Linked DNA regions of Mus musculus: region 2 is linked to region 1. A link is a loop called in an ENCODE intact Hi-C map of the cell type or tissue named here. Cell type or tissue: left cerebral cortex. All regions are shown on one strand.

Region 1 (5,000 bases):
CTTCTTTATATATATATAACATCTAATATCTATATCTATATCTATATCTATATCTATATCTATATCTATATCTATATCTATATCTATATCTATATCTATATCTATATCTATATCTATATCTATATCTATATCTATATCTATATATTAGATGTTAGTCCCCTATCAGATTTAGCATTGGTAAATATCTTTCCCCAATCTGTTGGTTGCCATTTTATCTTATTGACTGTGTCCTTTGTCTTACAGAAGCTTTTCAATTTTATGAGGTCCCATTCGTAGATTCTTGATCTTACAGCACAAGTCATTGGTGTTCTGTTCAGGAATTTTTTCCCTGTGCCCATATCTTCGAGGCTCTTCCACACTGTCTCTTCTATTAGTTTTTATGTCTCTGGTTTTATGTGGAGTTCCTTGATCCACTTAGACTTGTGCTTTATACAAGGATATAAGAATGGATCAATTCTCATTCTTCCACATGCTAACCACCAGTTTTGCCAGCAACATTTGTTAAACGTGCTGCCTTCTTTCCACTGGATGGTATTCTAATTATCCAAATCAGAAATGAAAAGGGATACATAACAACAGAACCTGAGGAAATACAAAACATCATCAGAAAAATTGTGATAAAACCTGCATGGTGTACTATTACAATGACAGACAGGTTGATCAGTGGAATAGAATTCTAGATTTAGAAATGAACCCACACACCTATGGTCACTTGATCTTGGACAAAGGAAGGATTTTTTTAAAAGATAATGGTTTGAAGTTACAGTTCACAATGGCACAGGTGTCCTTCTAGCTGGAATCTGAGGTGTTTAGGAAGCTGAGAGAAATAAGTATTGGTGTTCAGCTTGCTTTCTCCTTTAAAATTATCCTGGGTTCCCAGTCTACATGTTGATGCTGTCTATACTCAGGATGGGTCTTCCCTCCTCACCTGAACTCCAGAAAAATTGGCAAAAGCACATGTGAGGCATGTCTCTCAGAGATTCCAAATCCAAACAAGTTGGATTAACCTTGCAGATTGGATTAAGAGGTTGCAGAGGTGGCATAAGTCTGAGGAGAGCAGTATTGAATGTCTCCACAATAATCTTTCTATTAAAAGTGCCACTGGCGATGATTAATCTTTGCTGTAATGTTCTGGTAGGTCTGTGATCAAGTCCATGTTGAGGAGTCCACAGTAGATTCAATCATTGTACTGACAAAAGCCCAGTGTCATGCTTTTGTCTCTTCCTTGCTATTCTCTCCTCCTCTTCTCATGCATTTATCAACTTCCAGATCACTACCAGCTACCACTCTGAACTTTCTTTAATTTTCATAACTCTCATATTTATAACAACTTGTCAAGGAATGAATGTTTTCACCCATTTTACAAATAAATAAACAGTCTTAAAGAACATAACATGCCAATTATTATCCTGGATGGTTTGATTCCTGTAGAGTCATCTTGTAACTATGCTACTGTTTAGATTTTACAATTTGAGGGTGTTCCTTTTCCTTCCTTATCATTATGGCCTTCTTTCAATTCCTGATTAGGCTGGATCCATTACCCAGCCTGTGCTTTATCATCTTTCTTGGACTACACTTTCCTGTTTTTTCTTTTGACAAAAATTCCAAAAATTTGACATGGCCACTTCTTAATAGTTTATACTGGAGTCCATCTCAACAGTAGATTTAATGAGGTAGTCTTTGAGGTGGTTTTCATTATTGCCCCTCAAGAAATATTCCTTGCACCCCATGGCACATGTTCTTTTTCAGCATCACTTTTTTTCTCTGTTCATCATACTGGATGGATCGTCCCTCCATGGGAGTGAGAATATTCGTTACCTGTATATCCTAAGCTCTAAATATCTTATGCTATCTCAGCTTGTCTTCACTGTATGAATTTATTCCACCAGCCAGAGAGAGAGGGGTGGAGAGAGGGAGAGAGAGAGGAGGTGAGGTAAGGAGAGGGGAGAGGAGAGGGTCTTGAGACACATTGTGTCTAAAGAAATTATTCATGTCCTTTTCTATGTATCCAGTCCTGTTCATTATCACAGAATTGCAAAACAAAGTACCTTGAAATATGTAGGATATAATGTTGGTTTATTCTTGCTTATGAATTTGAGAGTTGGCCAAATGTTGGCAGATTTAGACTGTATTTCTCTCAATACTCACAGTTGGCTGTATGTAGTTCTCATTCTTTTGGAGAAAATGACTTTTGTACCATGTTCTTTCCCTGGTAATTGCAGAAGCTTGTGGGAGGTCTCAAACCCCGATTGTCTTATCATCCTGCGTTTGGTAACGTCTAAGTCACAATGCCAAGTTACATGAGCCAAGACTAATAAGGATTATAACATTGCCTACCTACAATAGAGGAAATTGCAAATTAAATATACTCTCTTTATAATATTCAACATTACAAACAAAGCAAACCCACCAACCATCTGGCGAGCACTTATCTAAAGATAGTATCTAGAACTAAACCAATTAGAATTTTTTTCATTTAAAATTGGTTTGTATCTTGTACATGGTGAACAGACTTGCATCTGAAATAGAAATGAAGTGGAAGGTGATGTTCATGCTATATTTTGGGGGTACCTGCTGGGATATAGAAACAGAAGCATGCCAGTCAATGATTTCTGGGCAGTTTGATAATGTCCTACTTCGAAAACATTCATCCTTTTAGACATAGAGAAAAAGGATAAAATCCTTACTCTATACCAGAAAAAAAAAAATGCCCTGAGCAAGACACAGTCAAAGGGAGACAAACACAACTACCATTTATTTATTTAAATAAGGTCACGGGCTATTTATATTTTCTTAGCCTCAGTTCATTTGTCATTACTTGGCATAAAAATATGTCTCAGTACATACTTATTTTAAGGACTGGTGTGATAGGATACTTTCAGACTACCTATGAGCTGTCAGAATAATCCTCATTTTCTCTTCTTCTCAGATGAAGAAACTAAGGCCCAGATGTCTGATGTGACTTTTCAAAGATCACACAAATATTTAATGATGAAGCTTTATGCAGAAGCTGAGGCCAGTAGCTCCCAGTCTCATGACTTTGTGCTAAAAATTGCATGAAAATTACCTGAATCTGGTTTTTAACAGAATAAAAAATAAACTATACAGATGGGACTGTGTGGCAGTGACTATCAGTGTAAAGTCTACGAATATTTGTTAAATTGAAATTAGAGAGGAATTGGAAATGTTATTAAACATTCTATGGTCTCCATTAGTTCTTTATTATACCATGATCAGCAAAATACTCCCATACACATAGAAGTGCCTTTTCTAAGGTCACAAGCCCAAAAATGATGAGAACCCCAAAATCTGTGCCTTTGCTCCCAACATTTACTTTTAAGTTATCAGTGGTCTCCAGATGAGGTTCTGAAAGCTCAGTTTGTGTATAAAGTTGTGGCATTGTTTAAAGTCATTTCATTGTACGCTGAGGCTCAAGCATCAGAGTAGGAAGAGACAGTAATTCAAGTTGTCAGGACCCTGAGAAACCTGTTCTAGGGTGTTGTATTCATAGTGGAAAGAATTGTAATTGTTGAATGTAGTTATTCTTGGGCCCATTCTGAAACACAGAGCCTATGTCCTAGGCAGACTTAATGCAGACAATTACAGTTAAACCCCAGCCTGCAGATAAGCTAAGTTTTCAGGCCCTGGTAAATAATTTTATGTCCACAGTCTCCCAGGCTGGATTCTGTCAGCTGTAGTCAGGGAGTAGGCAAAACACTATATGCTTTATTCCCTTAGCATCAACACCAGGAAATCCTTCTCTCTTCTCCATGGTAACTTCAGGAAGCAAGGGCATGTTCCCCCAATTTCCCAAACTTTTATGAGTAGACAACTAGACTAAGCAATGCCTTTCACTAGTAAGTTACCCTCATTGTAAATGACCTCACAAGGCCCCATGGGAAGGAAGGGCATGGAAAATACATAGCAAAGAACTTTTCTCCTCCACACAGAGATATCCTTTCTATGCCCTTACATAAATTTTGTTTTGGAGATAGTGATTGAGGCTATCTTTGGCCTTGAAATCTTCTTGCCTCAGCTTCCTGAGTGCTTAGACCAAAGAATTAGACACCAAGGTGGGCTTTCTTTCCCCATCCTTGATTGTGTTATCTCCTTTTACAGGAGAGAAAAAAAAAGAATATAGAATATTATCAACATCAACTTCCTCTTTTTTTTTTAAAAGTGGAGTAGAAGCCTATAGACTTTTAGATATGTATGTTTCCAAAAGCCATGATGTTTCCATTCTGTTTTATCCTACTTTTAAAAAGAAAACTAAGTTATAGAAAGATTAATTATTTCAGATTTATTTTAAAAGCTATTGCAGAGCAATATTAACTCTTAAGGTTACTCTGTGTCCAAGACCATCCATCTGATACCCTAACACAATATCCACTGCCTAAATTTATCCCACCGACATCAACACATTTGTGGATTTATTTACCCACAATCTAGTGATGCCTTCAGAGATACTCCTAAGACATGCATTAAACAATTTTCACTTTAGGCTTATTTCACCCTCACATATTAGGTTAACAGAGCATGTACTTATTCTGTGTCTCTAAGAAGCATCTCAGACTGTATCACAAACATCTTGAAGATAGATGACCAAGTTCCAGTGAAGGACACAGGCAGACATGGTCCACAGGTTGTATAGAGGCTCATAAACATGATGGGTCTTCAGGATCAGTGCAGGATTTTGGAGGAGTAAAGTATGATGTGACACTCCTGAACATTATAAACACCCATTCTGCTCTTCTCTAAATCCCCATCTAAAATGTAGATATTATGAGAGCAGCTCATTGGGTTTCATGGGGATTGTTAACAGTTTGTCCTATGTTCTGGTGCTAATTCATGATGAATGTTGGCTTTCCAATATGTCTTCTTACTTGATGAGCCAGCATAGGCTTATAGAGAGTAAATATTCATATTAGTTTCCATTTGGGATTTTAATAAATAGATGCTTTCTTATATAACCTAGACAAAAAAAATCATACAAACTTTGG
Region 2 (5,000 bases), 77 kb after region 1:
ATTCGAGTGAAGCTGAGGTTACAAAGGGACAGGAACACAGTGAAAACAAAATGCATCTTTCCCTAATGATTTTGTTTGTTTATATTTGTTTACATTTTTTATTTAGGTACTCAGAATTTACTGAAGCCAGGAAGTAGTTTGCTCAAGCGATGTATCATGGAGGGTATAAGAACCTTTCACATAAGCCCCAAGAATTTATACTCACAACACCTGACTGCTCTGTACTTTGTGGGTTAAAGCAGCCCACTTTCTGTCAATGAGTATGGCTGGATTTCTCACTCCTCCTCCTGTTTTGATTTAGACACATTATCAGCCTCTCTTCCTCAAATGTCTTAAAAGTAGATTCAGGGGCTAGAGAGATGCCTCATCTGTTAAGAAAATGTACTGCTCTTATATAGGACTAGAATTCAGCTCCAAGAACCCATATCAGGCAGCTCACAATAGCCTGCAACACCAGCTACAGGGGAATTTGATAGCTCTTCTTGTACTTTGTAGCCATCTCCACTCAAGTGGAGAACTTCTCTGTAGAAAAATAATTTTAAGAGAAATGAATCTAAAGGTACGGTTTATTTTCAAAATATCCATGTTCTTTTGAAGAACACTGGCCCTGCCATCTTTATCATATGTGCTTTGTTCCTGACTTGGAGGATGCCTCAGTTATACTTCTTGGCTTTGGTGGATAGAAGATGAAGAAAATCATGAAAGCATGGTATTCTATATATTGCCAGTGAAATCTCTCTTGGTTATTAATTGCAAATAGCCTGAGTGAGAGACGTAATTCCAGCAGACCCCATGCTTCTTGATCTTTGAGAAATAGGATTATTTGTATGGTCTTCTGTACTCTAATTATGATAGATCCTGATTTTCTTCCCAATGACTCCCTTTAATGGTGTTTAACTTTGATGTGCTGGATGGGGAGATTCTCTGCTCTAGAAGTCTACGCAAAATTCTCAGAATTAATTTTCATCCCATAATCCTTAGCAATTACTAAATGTCTCTTTGTTTCTTACCTGGGCTGGACTATTGAGTGCTGTGGTCTTCTTGGGTCTTCTGCAGGCAGCCATAGTGTTGAGAATTCATGGGGGCAAAGTACCTATCACATCCAGAGGACACCATTTCACAGTAGTCTTCTCACTCTCCTGCCTCCTGTGAACTTCTTCCACCATCTTTCATTATGTTTCATTAGACTTCTCTGTAGAGGGTGTGTTATGGATACCATATTTTAGGAGGTATTGCTCCTTACTATTTATGCATTTGGCCAGTAGTAGTTCTGTGTAATAGCTGCCTCCTATTGTTAATAGAAAGAACCTTCCTTGGTGCAGGATGAGAGCTAAACTCTAAGGATACAAAAACAAATATCTAGAAGGATGTTGGATACTATATCAATTTAGTAAAATGACATACAATGATTTTCTAGATTTATGGTATCAGGCAGAAGTTCCCTCCTGTTGAGTGGATGTTACATCTGATCAGACATGTGTTGATTACCCACAAAATATTGGTATCCCTATTGAACTGTTATCAGGCTAGTAATTATTGTAGTTCTCAAATTTTACAGTATAATATTTCTCCCCTGGCTCTTTGCACATTATCTTCTGCTGCTATTAAATTAGACAACTAGGAGGCATCTTCCAGGCCAATCCATCTAGACTTCTATAGGTCCTAGGACCAAAGTGTGGGGTGTCTTCATTAACATGGAATTACTCTCAAGTTCTGGGAAGCAATGGAAATAGCATGCATTGTTTAGGAGACTCTTGTATCCTATTGACCAAAAACTGGAAGGTGAGTATCCTTCATTTGGTCTTCAGCTTTTAATTTAATAGTCTATTGCTTTTGGGGGCTAGGCAGAACATTGCCATGGGATGATTTGACTATTCTTTAACAGAAGCGTTACAGCTCGGGCAAAGCCCTCTCCCTTTCCTTGCCCCAAAAGTCTGTCTTCCTTTTCTCCAGATCCACAGATAATTTTGAAATCACTAACTTTTATTGACCATCTACTGGCTTCCCAACACTTGTATAATTGTGCTTCTACTTTCCTCTATTTGAAATGTGTAGTATAGTTTTAGTTTCCTCTGTGGTCTTGAATGAATCAGCCTCATACACAGCTTTAGTTTCTCTGCCAAACACATACCATTACCCCATTTTCATACTCAGAAACAAAAGTCTGGCCTGGGAGCATAAGTTTCTAGTAGAGACCCTGCTTATCATGAATGAGGCCCTGTATTTAATTACCATTCAATATCCACAAAGCGAAAAGCTTCAAATAAGTCACAGTGCCTATTTTTCAGAATCAAACATGAGCTTTTATTCTATTTCTGCCTGTTTTGATAATATGCTCATTCATGGAACATTGGTTGACATTTTCGTATTACATATTCAAGGACTTATTCATTCAAGGCTGTATGCCTCCTTTAAATTGTTCCCCTCAAAGGTCTGTTCTTGTCCTAAATTGCTTCAACATCCTATGTTATTTTCTTTTAAGTTTTATCAGTGGCAGCTAGTCAACCTTTCACTCTTTGAAGGAATGTATGTGTTTAAGGAATGGCTGATGTACTGAGATCTTCAGAATGAAGTGATCTTTCCATACTTGAAAACATTGTTGAAATTAAACACATGATATGACTACAAAGTGGTAAAACTTCATTCCTGTGAAATGCATGACCTGCCTTGGAATTAATTCATGGAGCTGCAGTTAAATAGCTAAATGTGAAGTAGAAACAACCATGTTGTAAAAACTTTTCCTTAAGAAGAGCTGGCGTGTTTGTAGCTAGAGCAATTTGTAGGAGACAAAATTAATTCTGATGTTTGTTTGCTGAACGCTCTTGTCACTCAGGGTGTGTGACAGACACATGCTGCTTGGGTGATAGTTGAGTATGAAAACATGAATGAACCATTTTGAGTTCAGGGTATAAGTTCCCAGGATGTTACTGATAGAGAATTCGGCAAAACAAAGACACACGCAATTATGTTGTACAAGAGAGAGTTATTTTCATTGCACTCTGCCTGTCGGCACTGTGATTCACTCCCACTATCTTACTTTATTAAAATGTCATTTGTCATGTACTTTTCATGAATTGTACTCTAAAATTCCTCCTTTTTTCAGATGTAAGTGTAAAGACAAAATGGGAGAATGTTTGGGTTAGGTTACTAAGAAAAACAGACACAACCTCCACATTAAAAAATGCTCCAGAAATATTTGGAGTCAACCTATTTTATTTTCAGTTTTTCAAAAACCTTCAGGGACACAGTGTCTACTCCACCCTGTTGGGAATCTGAGCATCTTTATTAGACACTATTAATACAGGGCTGGGGGCAGGAAGAAAACCAGAAGTTAAATAAGGGCATAGGGAGACAAGCCGGAAGAAGCTGATTTCTTACGAAATTGTTTTTCCAGCATAGGGGGAGGACAGGACAGGAATAGAACAAAGGAGAACTGAGTAGGAAGATAGATAAGAAAGAGGTAGTTGCTGTCTCAAAGTCTCTTCTCAACTATGGCAAATAGACTGCATAGTTCTATGGTCTAGAATGATTGAACTGGGCAAAGTGGACTTTGAGTTGGAGAAGGCAATATCTTCTTGCAATATCTTGCCTTCTCCATGGAGATACTTTCATGATTTTCCAGGGGGAGAGTCAAGCTGTTAGTAGGAAAATGGAATGCACTGCAGATTTGCATTCCAGAATGGGCACAAAGAAAACAGAATCTAGCATCTCAGAGTTTTTTGTTTTTTTTTTTTTAAATCATCTAATGCAGGTTCCAAAATAGGTGACTGCCAACTGAATGTGGAGGTTGTCCTAGTTAGGGTTACTATTGCTGTGATGAAACACCGTGTCCAAAAGCAAATTTGGGAGGAAAGGATTTATTTGGTTTGCACTTCTATATTATAACCCATCATTGAAGAAGGAGGGGGCGGGAACATGAACAGGGAAAGAACCTGGATGCAGTGATGCTTTCTGTAGGGGTAGAAAACTCCACAATAGGATGCCCTTCTGCTATCCATCACTAATTATGAAACAGTTCTACATACGGAGCTTATGAAGGCATTTTCTTGGTTGATATTCCCTCTTTCAGATGACTCTAGCTCAGTGGTTCTCAACTGCGCTGATGGTGTGATATAGTTCTTTTAATAGAGTTCTTCATGTTGTAGTGACCCTCAACCATAAAACTATTTCATTGCTACTTCATAGCTTATTTATAACTGTTATGAATTGTAATTTAAGTATTTGCAGGATATCTTATATGCAATTGCTGTGAAAGGGCCATTCAATCTCTGAAAGGGGTCATGACCTACAGGTTGAGGACCATTACTCTAGCTTCTCTCAAGCTGACATTAAACTGACCAGGACATGGATATATGTTTATAATGCCAACACTTGGGATGGAAATGCAGAAAGATTAGAAGTAGCCAACTTGAGCTACAAGAGACCCTCTCTCAAAAGAATAAACATGTGGAATTACGTATTTCGGAACTGTCAACTCTACCAGAATGCTAGGTGTTGGTTCTATGCATTCTCCCTTCTTCCAGTGATCATGGGATAAACTTATTAGGCCTAACCATTGCCTAGCTACCTTGATGTTTATTATTCATGCAAGTACTTTTTTTTGTCTTGGGATAACTACCAATGTATCACAGGAGTGTTAGTACATCACTGACTTATCCTCACCCTGCACTTCAGGTCCATTAAGGTTCCCTTCTCTGAAAAGCTGGAGAGGGTAAAATTGATATAATTATGTATTGATCGATCTTAAAGGCATAGTCTTATCTGACAGCTAGGACAAGAGGAAGACCCTGCAGGTTAATTTAAGCATATAGTGGTTGCAGAAGCTATAGTTCCTCTGTTGTGCTAATGGACTTCTCTTAATACTGAGAGATAAGCTTTGCAATTTACTCAACAGCCCTGAACAGCTTTTCTTTGTCCTTACTGCTTCCACTCAGGCCTTGCTGCCTGTAAGCTAGAGCAGGGGTTGGTAGCAAATACTCTGCCTACCTAACCCTTCCAGG

The links. A loop is a pair of places that touch in the nucleus more often than their neighbours do. Peaks named below come from ENCODE experiments on the same cell type or tissue, not always from the same donor. Only the 100,000 strongest peaks of a DNase experiment are listed, where the experiment ranks them.
Region 2: a loop joins it to region 1, with 3.0 times the contacts of the local background. A loop is called at or near these places in 2 of 42 quality-filtered maps.

What each region holds. Positions count from the first base shown.
Region 1 is chr15:69,693,681-69,698,680 of GRCm38, forward strand. No RefSeq gene overlaps it. Among named protein-coding and RNA genes, the nearest start is that of Gm23987, 10 kb to the left of the region's middle. In left cerebral cortex, no CTCF peak of the experiment used is centred here; a DNase peak (open chromatin) is centred at 2,312; H3K27ac peaks cover 2,136 bases.
Region 2 is chr15:69,770,727-69,775,726 of GRCm38, forward strand. No RefSeq gene overlaps it. Among named protein-coding and RNA genes, the nearest start is that of Gm23987, 88 kb to the left of the region's middle. In left cerebral cortex, no CTCF peak of the experiment used is centred here; DNase peaks (open chromatin) are centred at 2,923, 3,466 and 3,854.